2 separate regions of the Homo sapiens genome follow, and region 2 is linked to region 1. A link is a loop called in an ENCODE intact Hi-C map of the cell type or tissue named here. Cell type or tissue: heart left ventricle. All regions are shown on one strand. Links, peaks and the distances in the headings refer to the core of each region. The heading gives the core; the rest is flanking DNA. Region 1 overlaps PCNX2 (pecanex 2). Region 2 overlaps DISC1 (DISC1 scaffold protein).

What was found. Hi-C counts contacts between places; a loop is a spot of excess contacts. Peaks named below come from ENCODE experiments on the same cell type or tissue, not always from the same donor. Only the 100,000 strongest peaks of a DNase experiment are listed, where the experiment ranks them.
Region 2: it touches region 1 in a loop (8-fold over the local background); 28 of 110 quality-filtered maps call a loop at or near these places.

What each region holds. Positions count from the first base shown.
Region 1 is chr1:233,239,094-233,244,478 of GRCh38, reverse strand. The region is part of intron 8 of PCNX2 (pecanex 2); the gene reads left to right. Among named protein-coding and RNA genes, the nearest start is that of PCNX2, 54 kb to the left of the region's middle. RefSeq lists a silencer at 1,262-1,556. In heart left ventricle, for the core only: CTCF peaks have their summits at 3,009 and 3,208 (motif pointing right); a DNase peak (open chromatin) is centred at 3,218; H3K4me3 peaks cover 271 bases.
Region 2 is chr1:231,863,896-231,869,280 of GRCh38, reverse strand. All of the region lies in intron 9 of DISC1 (DISC1 scaffold protein), which reads right to left. The region is part of intron 12 of TSNAX-DISC1 (TSNAX-DISC1 readthrough (NMD candidate)); the gene reads right to left. Among named protein-coding and RNA genes, the nearest start is that of DISC2, 48 kb to the right of the region's middle. In heart left ventricle, for the core only: a CTCF peak has its summit at 2,435 (motif pointing left); a DNase peak (open chromatin) is centred at 2,400.

The sequences.
Region 1 (5,385 bases), core at 159-5,158:
CTCACCTTCCCAAAGTTCTGGGATTATAGGCATGAGTCACCGCACCCAGTCCAGCCCTGTGTTTTATTAGTTCATAAGGAAACAATTTTCCCTGTCTGTATGAAAGCTAACAACAGAGGAAAATCTGACACTGAGAATTTTACTTCCTTGAAATCAGAGGTTTAGTATCTAGCTATGTGAACACAAGTTTTGTCTCGGACTTATCTGGGTTCAAATTCCAGCACTGATATTTACTTTTTGTTTGACGTTATGCAACTTGCTTAACCATCTTAAGTATCCATTTTCTAACCAAAAAATGCAGATAATACTTCTGTAATTAATTCACTGGTTTGCTTTAAAAATTAAATGTGGGCCTGGTGTGGTGGCTCATGCCTGTAATCCCAGCACTTTGGGAGGCCATGGCGGGCGGATCACAAGGTCAGGAGTTCAAGACCAGCCTGATCAACATAGTGAAACCCCGTCTCTACTAAAAATAAAAAATTAGCTGGGCATGGTGGCACATGCCTGTAGTCCCAGCTGCTTGGGAGGCTGAGGCAGGAGAATAGCTTGAACCTGGGAGGCGGAGGTTGTGGTGAGCCGAGATCACGTCACTGCACTCCAGCCAGGGCAACAGAGCAAGACTCAGTCTCAAAAAAAAATAAAAAATAAAAAATAAAGGTGATAGTACACATGCAGTGCTTAGGACAGTGCCTGCCATAGAGGGTCCTCAGTCAGTGTTAGCTGTTGTTACTGTCTTTGGATAGAAGCAGGACTTCAGGTAAACTGCACTGTGACTTGATATACCAAAAGATGTTGACTTTTGTTTCTTGATTTTTATAACAAAATATCTGATTTTATATAACAAAAGAGACTTTTGGCCAGATGGAAGCCTTTCCTCTAGTGCTTTTATGAGTTGATTTATGTGATTTTAAGGCATTCCCCTTAAATACCTGTTGTATTCCAACATCTTGGCATGTATGATAATTTTAGAGTAGGTCCTTTAATATTATGTCCTTGGCTTTTAATGCAATTAGATTTTAAGTTTTCTATTACAGTAAACAAACATAAACTTTGATTTTGAACTTGGAAGGATGCCTACTTGGGGCTGTAAGCCATTCAGCCATGGAAGATATATTGGAAAAGCAGCCTTTTCCCCATAAGGTGACTTCAGTGGCTGGGACTGTCTCCAACTGGGCCATTAAACGGCTGATTCTTATTATTGGCAAAAAAGCCATTCCTCTTAGCTATTGTTGAGCCTTGTTACCGTGTGACAGTTTTATATCCCTGACTCCCAAGTATGAATAGGGAATTGTTAGTAATGTAACTTCCATGTCTCTTTGGGGATTCCTGAAGGAAACTGGGAGAGGAAACAAATTTCTCTCCTTGGCCCCACTGTCACTGTGGGAACCAGTGCGGTTCTTGTGGACTGCTGCAGAAACATAAGCAGCATTTTCCGGTTGTACAATAGCTGTCCATAGAGCAGGTATCTTTGGTAACATTACCTAACACAGTTCTGCTTTCCCCAGAAACCAGAATGAGGAAACTACAGCTTGAATTGCAGCCTTTAGAATTGCTAGTAGGAAAAACTGCCAGAGGATAAATCCACTTGAGTATTTTATTACCCAGAACACAAGATTGATTCAGTAGTTCAGAGCCAAAATGAACTAATTTGCCCAGAAAGTTGGAATTGCTAATCTGCCTAGAAAACCAAAGTGGAAGTAGGCTATCTGCCTAGGAAGTTGGAGGTGAAGCTGCTTAGAAAGTTGAAATGTGTTTTTGAGTGCAGAGGGTTTGTTGCAGAGTGAAGTTTTATTACTACTCAGTAGATCTTGTAATTAAAGCTTGATAGTTTCTCTTTTTTGTTCAGCAAATATTTATATTTCTTTGTGTATAAATGAATCCAAGTAATATAGCAGAGCTTTCTTCTATGGACAATCTATAACCATGTTTAAGTATTAATCTGGCTTTTACGGTGTCATAAGCAATCTAATGGAAATGCATGCAAAATGCATATCATCTGCTCCCCAGTGAAATCTGATTGGAAAGACATGATATTTACATTCATTTTGAGGATCTATAACTCACAAAATAGGCATGGTAGTCTACTGAATGGAAGAGTCATTCTGTAGCAAATTTGTTTGCAGTACTTTTTTGGGGGATTTTTATATCAAGGATGGAACTTCAACTTGTTTTTATTTAAAAAATAAGAGTAGGATGGTAATATAAATATTTATCTGAATTCACTTATTCATGGCTTTTGTTTTTGAATTATCGTAGCAAAGATCTAGCAGATATTTTTAGTTTATAAATTAGGCTTATGTTTGAAAGCTGCCGTATATCTCTGAACCCACTGTGTACCATACTCCAAAGGTGGATTGAAGCCCTGTACTTAATCTTTACTACCTCCTCAGAGTTCTTACTCTTTTGTTGACATTATCAGCTTCTCTGACCCTTATCTCAACAAAACCTCTTACTTATTGGGATTAACTTTCAGGAAAGTCCTCTAAAGCCACAATGTTTAATTATCTACCTGGTTCCCAAAGAAGATAAGCAGGCAGAAAACGGCAATAAATAATCATGTCTGTTTAGACTGTGTTTTTAACTTTAGTCAGAAGAAATAATAGTGACACTCTGACTTGGAATAGCTGAACAGGAATGTGAGGCAATAAAACAAGTCAACTAGATATTCAAAATGAAGAGTAAAACATTGTGACTTCTCTCGATATTAGATATACCCAGTACCATGTGCCATTCAATTATAGTTTAGAAATTTCGTCTTTTATTACAAATATTTGAGAGATGCATATAGCTGCGTCACTCACTTAATTTGGATAGTAGAGAGATAGGTATTTGCTGCTTCAAATTTGAAAAACTTGTGTGGGTTCTTGGTGCCTTTGATCACATGGAGGTGGAAAAGATTGGCAAGAAGCAGATGATCACCTGGGTCTACCTTGGAATAGTGTCTGCCCTCCCAAATTTCCATGTCCTTTCTTTTTGGCTTTCACTTTTTACTCTTTGCTCCTTTCACTGTCATTCTTATCTTGTTTTCTTAGACGTATTAGAAAGAGATTGTACTTTCACCCAGGCATAGAGGCATAAGGACGAAAGGTTTGTGAGGTTGATTCTAGAAAGACTTTTGTTCTCTGGGGCATTTTCTCTGAAAGCCTGAGAATTGGCCCTGCCGCTCAGTGTGGTTCTGTTCCGGTGGCAACAGCCACTGCTGCCACATGATGGCAGTCAGGTCCCATGCTCCCAGCCTTGCCTCACTTCCACGGTGTTGCTGCCTTTTTCTCCGATACTCACACAAATTTTACTGTCACATAAAAGGAGAATTGAACAAGAATCCCTGTTAAAATTCAAAATAACAGGTTATGGTTTTCAGAACAGTGCTGCTTTAGTTAAACATCCTACATGTTGAACATGTTGCTGGGACTTTCATTTCTGTGTCCCTCTATGCGCCTTGTGCCCATGTCCCTGGAGGAAGCCTGAAAAACAAGGAAAGAGGCAGAAAAAGGGAGGCCCTCTCTCTGAGAGTGATAGGCTATCGTCTTTAAACTCTGGGGAAGATGAAGAATTTCAAGAAATGTTTTTCCAATATCAGTGAGACAGTGTAGAAGAAGCACATGTATTTTGACTGTCTGTTGCTTGTAGAAGCTCAGATGGTGGAAACCTGGTGAGTCCAGTATGGTGGAATATCGTCATGGTCAATTTGAGGCCCAACTCCTTCCATACAGAAGTGCACTCTTCTGGCCCAGACTAGATCCTAGCCCCAGGCCCGTCTTTATTACCTTCTAGTGGCAGCACTTTTAGAAATTTCCACCATTAATCACTATTTCTGCTATTGCTTGGAGCTCAATCTAGCTTAAATAAACTTATCTCTGCTATAGCCCTGAACCAAACTAGTTTACCAAAGATTCACCAGAGAACGGGATAATTGAGACCAGATGTGCTAAGTATCGTGTACTGTAGTTCACAGAATAGTTACTACAGGCTTGGGATATTTCCATTTCCATTATTGTTTTGGAGGAAGAGAAAATGTCTCTTGAAACTTAACGCTTTCACTTTATATGTATTAATGTGGGAAACGCTTTGGCTTTAAGTTACTAAGATACTGTCTTTTTAGATGATTATGCTGCTCACAGTCTATAACTTAAAAAAAATGAGAGAGAATAAGCAGCAAATACTTGGAGAAGAGACGCTAGCAAAGAACATAGACTTTGGAATTATTCAAAGATTGCGCTCCTGTCCACCTGTCCGTTTCAGTGATTTTTGTGGACATCATCGTCTCTTTGGTACTTGGGTGGGCAAGCTGGATTATAACTACACTATCAGGACACCAGAGAATTATATCACATAAGGGAAACGTCTCCATTTGAGCAATGCTTACTGTAAGCATGTAACCATTTCCTCCTGGCCAAATGGAGAGCCCATATACACATGACAATACAGATGACAATACAGGTTTCTGATGCAGACATATACCAGTCATTAAGCTCAGAAGAGAATCTTTCTTATATGCCCATGCCTTGTCTGGAATACTCAACCCTCATAAAAGAGGTTAATTAAGAGGGAAGTTAATATGCTGTTTGAGACTGTCTTTATAAAATAAGGAGGATTAGGTGTGATTTGAGGGCAAGATACTCTTCCCCCATGCCTGCTAACAGAGACACCTGAAATTAATATACCATTTGCATAAAAGCATAGGAGTTATGTTGCTATTTAATATAAGAAAAAGCAAAGTCAATCCTATATCAACAAAAGGAAGTAAAAAGGGCCAGGGATGGTTATGAAGTACATAATATATGAAAGGCAGTGTTCACTGCTTTACATACATAGTCTGGTTTAGTTTTCACAATGATACCTACGAGGAAAATATCTTCCTGATTTAATAGGGAGGATTTAAGGTAGGAAGACAACATGCTTATAGTCACAGATAGTGAGTAGTATACTTTAACCTAGTTCTGTTTAATTCTAGAACTGACCCAAAAGATCTTAAATAGAAAATCAACCCATAGATTTTTTAAAGGATATTTAAATGGCTTATATAGGAAAATGATGTTTATTATTATTATTATTTTACAATCTGAAATGTACTAAGAAATATGGAAAAATTAAGCTGATATGTATTGATTGACACTTCCTTTGTATCATGTTTCCTAGCAGGACACCTTAGTAGGAGGAAGACTGCTCTAAAACAGCCATTCGTTACACATTATGTCGTAGTCAATTCTTAGTTTATTTCAGTTGGCGATAGAGGGTGCTGTACACCTTCTACTTTTTTGCACAGAAGCGTACATTTCTTTTCCCACTCTTGCCTATTTATGATCATTACCTACCTTACCTACAATGTAGTTAGCTTAATCTTTTGTTTGTAGTGAAGTTCTGGCATGTGCTCCGTTTAAGATA
Region 2 (5,385 bases), core at 280-5,279, 1.4 Mb after region 1:
AAGTGTCTGTAAAGACAAGACAGACTCCCCGGTGGTTGTATATCTTTCAGGCATATTCTTCTCCCAAACCCAACCATCTTCTTCCTTCACCACTTTTCATTCACTCATTCATTCATTCACTCATTCATTCAAGCAAGCTGATATGTTTGACATGCTGATATGTAGTCTGTGTCCCAGACTAAATGTCTTCAAGATCAGCACTCTCTATCAACCTTCTGAAGCTTCTCATTATGGGTCCAGCAACGTGGCTTCTTCCTCGCATTTAGGGCAGCAGGGTGGGGGACAGTACATACCCCTGCTCTTGTCCTGATTATTATTACCCCATGATTGCATTTCCCCATTGCTCCTCTCAAAAATGTATAACCGGTAACTCTTTTTTTTTTTTTTTCCTTTTTAGAGACAGGGTCTTACTCTGTCACACAAGCTGGAGTGCAGTGGCACAATGACAGCACACTGAAGCCTCAAACTCCTGAGCTTGAGCAATCCGCCTGCCTTAGCCTCCTGAGTGACCAGGACTATGGTTGCTTACCATCATGCCCAGCTAAATATATATATATATATATATATATATATATATATATATATATAAGAGATGGGGTCTTGCTATGTTGCCCAGCCTGGTCTTGAACTCCTAGCCTCAAGTGATCCCCACGTCAGCCTCCCAAAGTGTTGGGATTATGGATGTGAGCCACTGCGCCTGGTTTGCTGACTCTTTCTAAAGGCCCTAGATTTCATTTCATGTTATCATCTTCTTCACCTCTCTCACAAAGAGAAAAAAAATAAGGTTTGATTAGGCTGCCAGCTGTTTTGAGGATGCATAGTTAAAGGCTGGTCTAAGCACATCCCAGGACTGGAAACTTCCATGACAATGGCCTTGAAGCTCAGTATTGCCTAGCAAAACCACCGGCAAACCCTTGAGAAGGAATAAAGAAAGAGATGAAAAATAAAGGAAAACGATGAAAGAGGGAAAGAGGAGTTAAGGACAGAGTGGAAAAGGGGAGGGAAAATACGGACTAAGAGTGAAAACTGGAGACAAGATAGGAAAGCAGAATCTCTTCTGACCTAAAAAGGGGAGAACGGAGGGTTTGGGGCAGGTGCTACCGAGCACTCTCCTTTGCCCACCTGAGAATGCCAGCCACATGCATGTGACTTCTTCTCAAAAGCAGAAACAACTGTTTATTTTTTTATGCCTCTGAGTGGGAGTGTCCTTGAGGTTTTGTTTTTTCTTGTCCCCCAGCCAGCTAAGCAGGAGCTTTAAAACACACTCAATGCCAAAGCACACTTATTGCAATACAAATGGAAGATTAGCAGAGGAATGCTAAGGGGACAGTGGCAGCTTTTTTCTCTCCCTTGCGAATAGCCAGGTTTGAAGTGCTCTGCTCACCTTCTACAGATAGTCTTAACCAAGCTGATGATTCAGGCTTGGTGGATTAAAAAGACTGTGTCCTTTCATTAAGCCATACATAGTGCTCCAACTGTTTCCTAACCAGGGTTTCCAGTTCTTCAGTTTGTAATCATTTGCAAGGACTTAAAACTTTTCTTTCTAAACAAATCTAACTGTATGGGAAGATCTATCAACAACAGGAGAGGAAAACTGCTGACTTATGGGTAACACGACAATAACAAATGGGCCACAGGGCTGTGTGCCCAAGACTCATCTTTTTTTTTAAAGCTTGAAAATGAATTCCTCCTGTCTTGCACACTCAGGAGGGTTTACTAGCAGCCTAATTAATTAAGAGCATCTATGTATCTGATGGGGATGCTCCCATGGCTGGAACAGGCGCTCTCTGCTCCTCCTGGGTACCTCACTATTCCCTCTATTATTATTATTTTTTAAACACAGTTCCAAACCACTTTTTACAGCCTCCAGGGTCTAGCTACGGGAAACCTTCCACGAATCAGCCCCAGTTCTTCTATGCTGCCTATTCTCATCTGAAGCAAAAGAGGTACATCCGTTGCATGCTAAACAATTACTTTCTTTAAATCTTTCTCATTTCCGATCACATGGAATGGCAGTGTGATAGCTAACCAGACATGTGAATAAGTCATGGAAGATTTTTTTAAAGCAGATTTAAATAAAATATCCCTCATTATGGTGCTTAATTCCATCTACTGCTAAGAAGACAGCCATCTGGAGAATACCAGCAAGGTGGGTATTAAGGAGGCATGCGCACCCCATAACGTAACACTGAAGCAGAGGTTTGACGCCAGGCCTCAAGAAGACTGGTGATGCTATCAAGAAGGAATGTAATTGTGTTGATTTATGTGTTATTTTTATTCTGTATTTTAAAGGCATGAAGACTGGCTATCCCGAGGTGATAAATGAGGTCTTAGAAATGGCATCTTTCTTTTGAAGTTTGTCCCACGAAGTTGTACCCTCCTGCGGCAGAGGATGAGCAGACGGTAAGCTTTGCCACAGCGCCCTCTTGTGTTCAGAGAACCGCAATGACAACATTTCCTCGTATTAAGAAACTATCATGACTTTAATTACAGATTAATTATACCCTTTCGTCAAGGTTGAAAGAAGAATCCATACAAAGCACGACGACTAGAAAGTCGAAGACATGCTTTCTTTTCTTTTTTTCTTTTTATTGTGACATCATGTCTCTTCAATGCCCTTTCAATTAATAGTAGTTGAGCGCTGGGGGCTGAAGTCAGACTCTCTGGGTTCAAATCACAGTGCTGTGTCCTGCAGGCTGTCCTCAGGCAAGTTGCTGACTTCTCTGTGTCCAGGACTCTGCATCACAGTACTTATATCCTAAGGTAGTAGTGAACATTAAATATTAAGGACTTCGAAAGTGCCTGGAGCCTTGTAATAAGTGTTAGCTGTTGGTCATTATCATTGATGTTATTTTTTTTAATAAATCAAAGAATTGTTACATTTCTGCTTGAAGTGACTTCAGAGATAATTAAATCCAAGTTTTTCATTTTGTAGATGAGAAATCTCTGGTCCAAAGGAGCAAAGTGAACTGCCTACAGTTGCCTAATTAGTCAATGGCAGAGCTGAAACTGGAATTTAAATCTTCTGGTTCTCTAGGGCCCGGGTTTCTGTCTTTTCTGGAGAACAGCTCCCATAGGAAGCTCTTTTTGCTCTGCACGTGCAGGGGGTAGACTTGCAGGAACTTCATGCAGGGCCCTGGGGGGATGTGGGCCACTATGGGAAAGGCACTGAGCCACACACACACACCAGGCTCAGAGGTCTGGACACAGGAGTAATGAGTTGAGTAATCCCTGTCCTTTTTTGCCATGACAATGAGATCGATAATCCAAGACTTACAGAACTGGATGATGTGAACTATAGTCTGCCTAGAAATATTGGTCTTAACCACTTTCAGGAAGACTAAAATGACCACACACATATACAAAAAAGTCTAATGCTTGTAAATCTGTTTTTAGAGTACCAGATTCCTAAGCTGCCATATCTTCTGAGATAATATCCAACTCCAAAGCTGAGCTTCCAAGAGGGCCTTGTATGAATATGGAACTAAGAGGCACACTGGCTGCAGACCTGACTTCTCTCATGTACTGTTTCTGTTCATTTTCTTTTTAAAGAAAATATCGTATCACAAAAGGACAAATGTCATGTGATTCCACTTATATGAGGCACCTAAAGTAGTCAAATTCAGAGACAGAAAGTATAACAGAGGTTGCCAGAGGCTGGGGGAAGGGAGAATGAGAAGTTATTATTTAATGGGTGTGGCCAATATTGCCAAGGAAATAGACGTCAGTCTACAGATCAGTTAGTGTTTACATTTTCAAAATTCAACCTAATGTTTATTAGGCTAAAGATTATGTTATCTTGAATTAAGACTCATAATACAACAAAGGTTTAGCCTCCCATCCTGGGTGAACCTCTGGGATTTCTTAACCTCCTTTTGATTTTCTGGCATCACTGAAAGCCGACATATAAACAAACCAGTGTAACACAATCACTGCCCAATGTATTGGTGGTCTTTGGCAAACATGAAGAGTGGGCATTAACGAATGATACTAGACAGTTCTCTTCCCCTGCAAAGACATGTGGACTTCAAATAGGAAACATCAGCATACAGCAATTGTCAGACTCCCAGGTCAGCATGTTTGTTTGGAAAGAGCTCTAGAGTGAAGACCGAAAGACAGGGTTCTGGCTCCAGCTCACCTACACACTTGTCGGACCTCGGCAAATGGAGTGAGTTCTCTGGGCCTTTGCTTGCTCCTCTCTAAAACAGGGACTCAATAGGTGATCTCTAAAGTCCTTCCGTGATCATTCTGTGACCTGGGCCCAATACCGCTCCAGGTCTACCACAGCCGTGGTGTGGAGTGCTATTCATAACTACATAACTGAGAAACTTTCAAAGGAGATTTAATTGTACTAAGACTACCATGCAACCAAATAAAATAATTAGACTGCTACTTTCTCCTTCTGGAGTAATCTGATATTCAGGATGAGAGATTTAACATAGGATTTTATATATCAAAACAAAAATAAAATTGGAAGGAACAATATACAAGAATTTTTGTATAAGGAAGCCTTCTTAACATCTACCTTTCTTTTTAAACGGTCATCACGTCGTTCAGTACCAAAAAATGGTGTCCACCTCCTCAGATTTTTTTGTTGTTGTTGTTGTTTTATTTTGTTTTTGAGACGAGTCTCCCTGTCACCCAGGCTGGAGTGCAGTGGTGCGATCTTGGCTCACTGCAAGCTCTGCCTCCCGGGTTCATGTCATTCTCCTGCCTCAGCGTCCTGCGTAGCTGGGATTACAGGCGCCCACCACCACACCCAGCTAATTTTTTGTATTTTTAATAGAGACGGGGTTTCACTGTGTTAGCCAGGATGGTCTCAATCTCCTGACCTCGTGATCTGCCCACCTCGGCCTCCCAAAGTGCTGGGATTACAGGCGTGAGCCACTGCGCCCGGCCCACCCCCTCAGGTTTTCTAATGACACTACCAATATATAGAAAACAGAGGCAACGCTTATGAGCCTCTTATAACTGAATGAAAGATCAAGGTGCTTGTTATACAGACGACATATAGGGAAGCCTGATGTAGGAAAAAAAAATGAAAACTTCTAAAATTCCTTTCTGTTTTCATCTGAAAATTTGCCCTCAGAAATGAGAATAATGAAAAATTGCAAGTATCGTTTTATAAATGATGAGTTGCATGTGTTTTTATTGTTAATTTTGTGTGACGAAAACTGTTTCACTTCCAATGTTCATATACTGCTACCTGGCTATACTCTGCAAAAGGATTTATGAAAAAGATCTTCATAAAAAAAGTCTATAGTACCAGCCAGTACAGCCCTTTTGTGTGGAAAGGCACTAAACAGAACTCCCCAGTGCAAGAGCAAAGGGCATTTTTCTCTTCAGGCGACACAGTGATTTCCTCCAAGAAAAGAAGAATTGAAT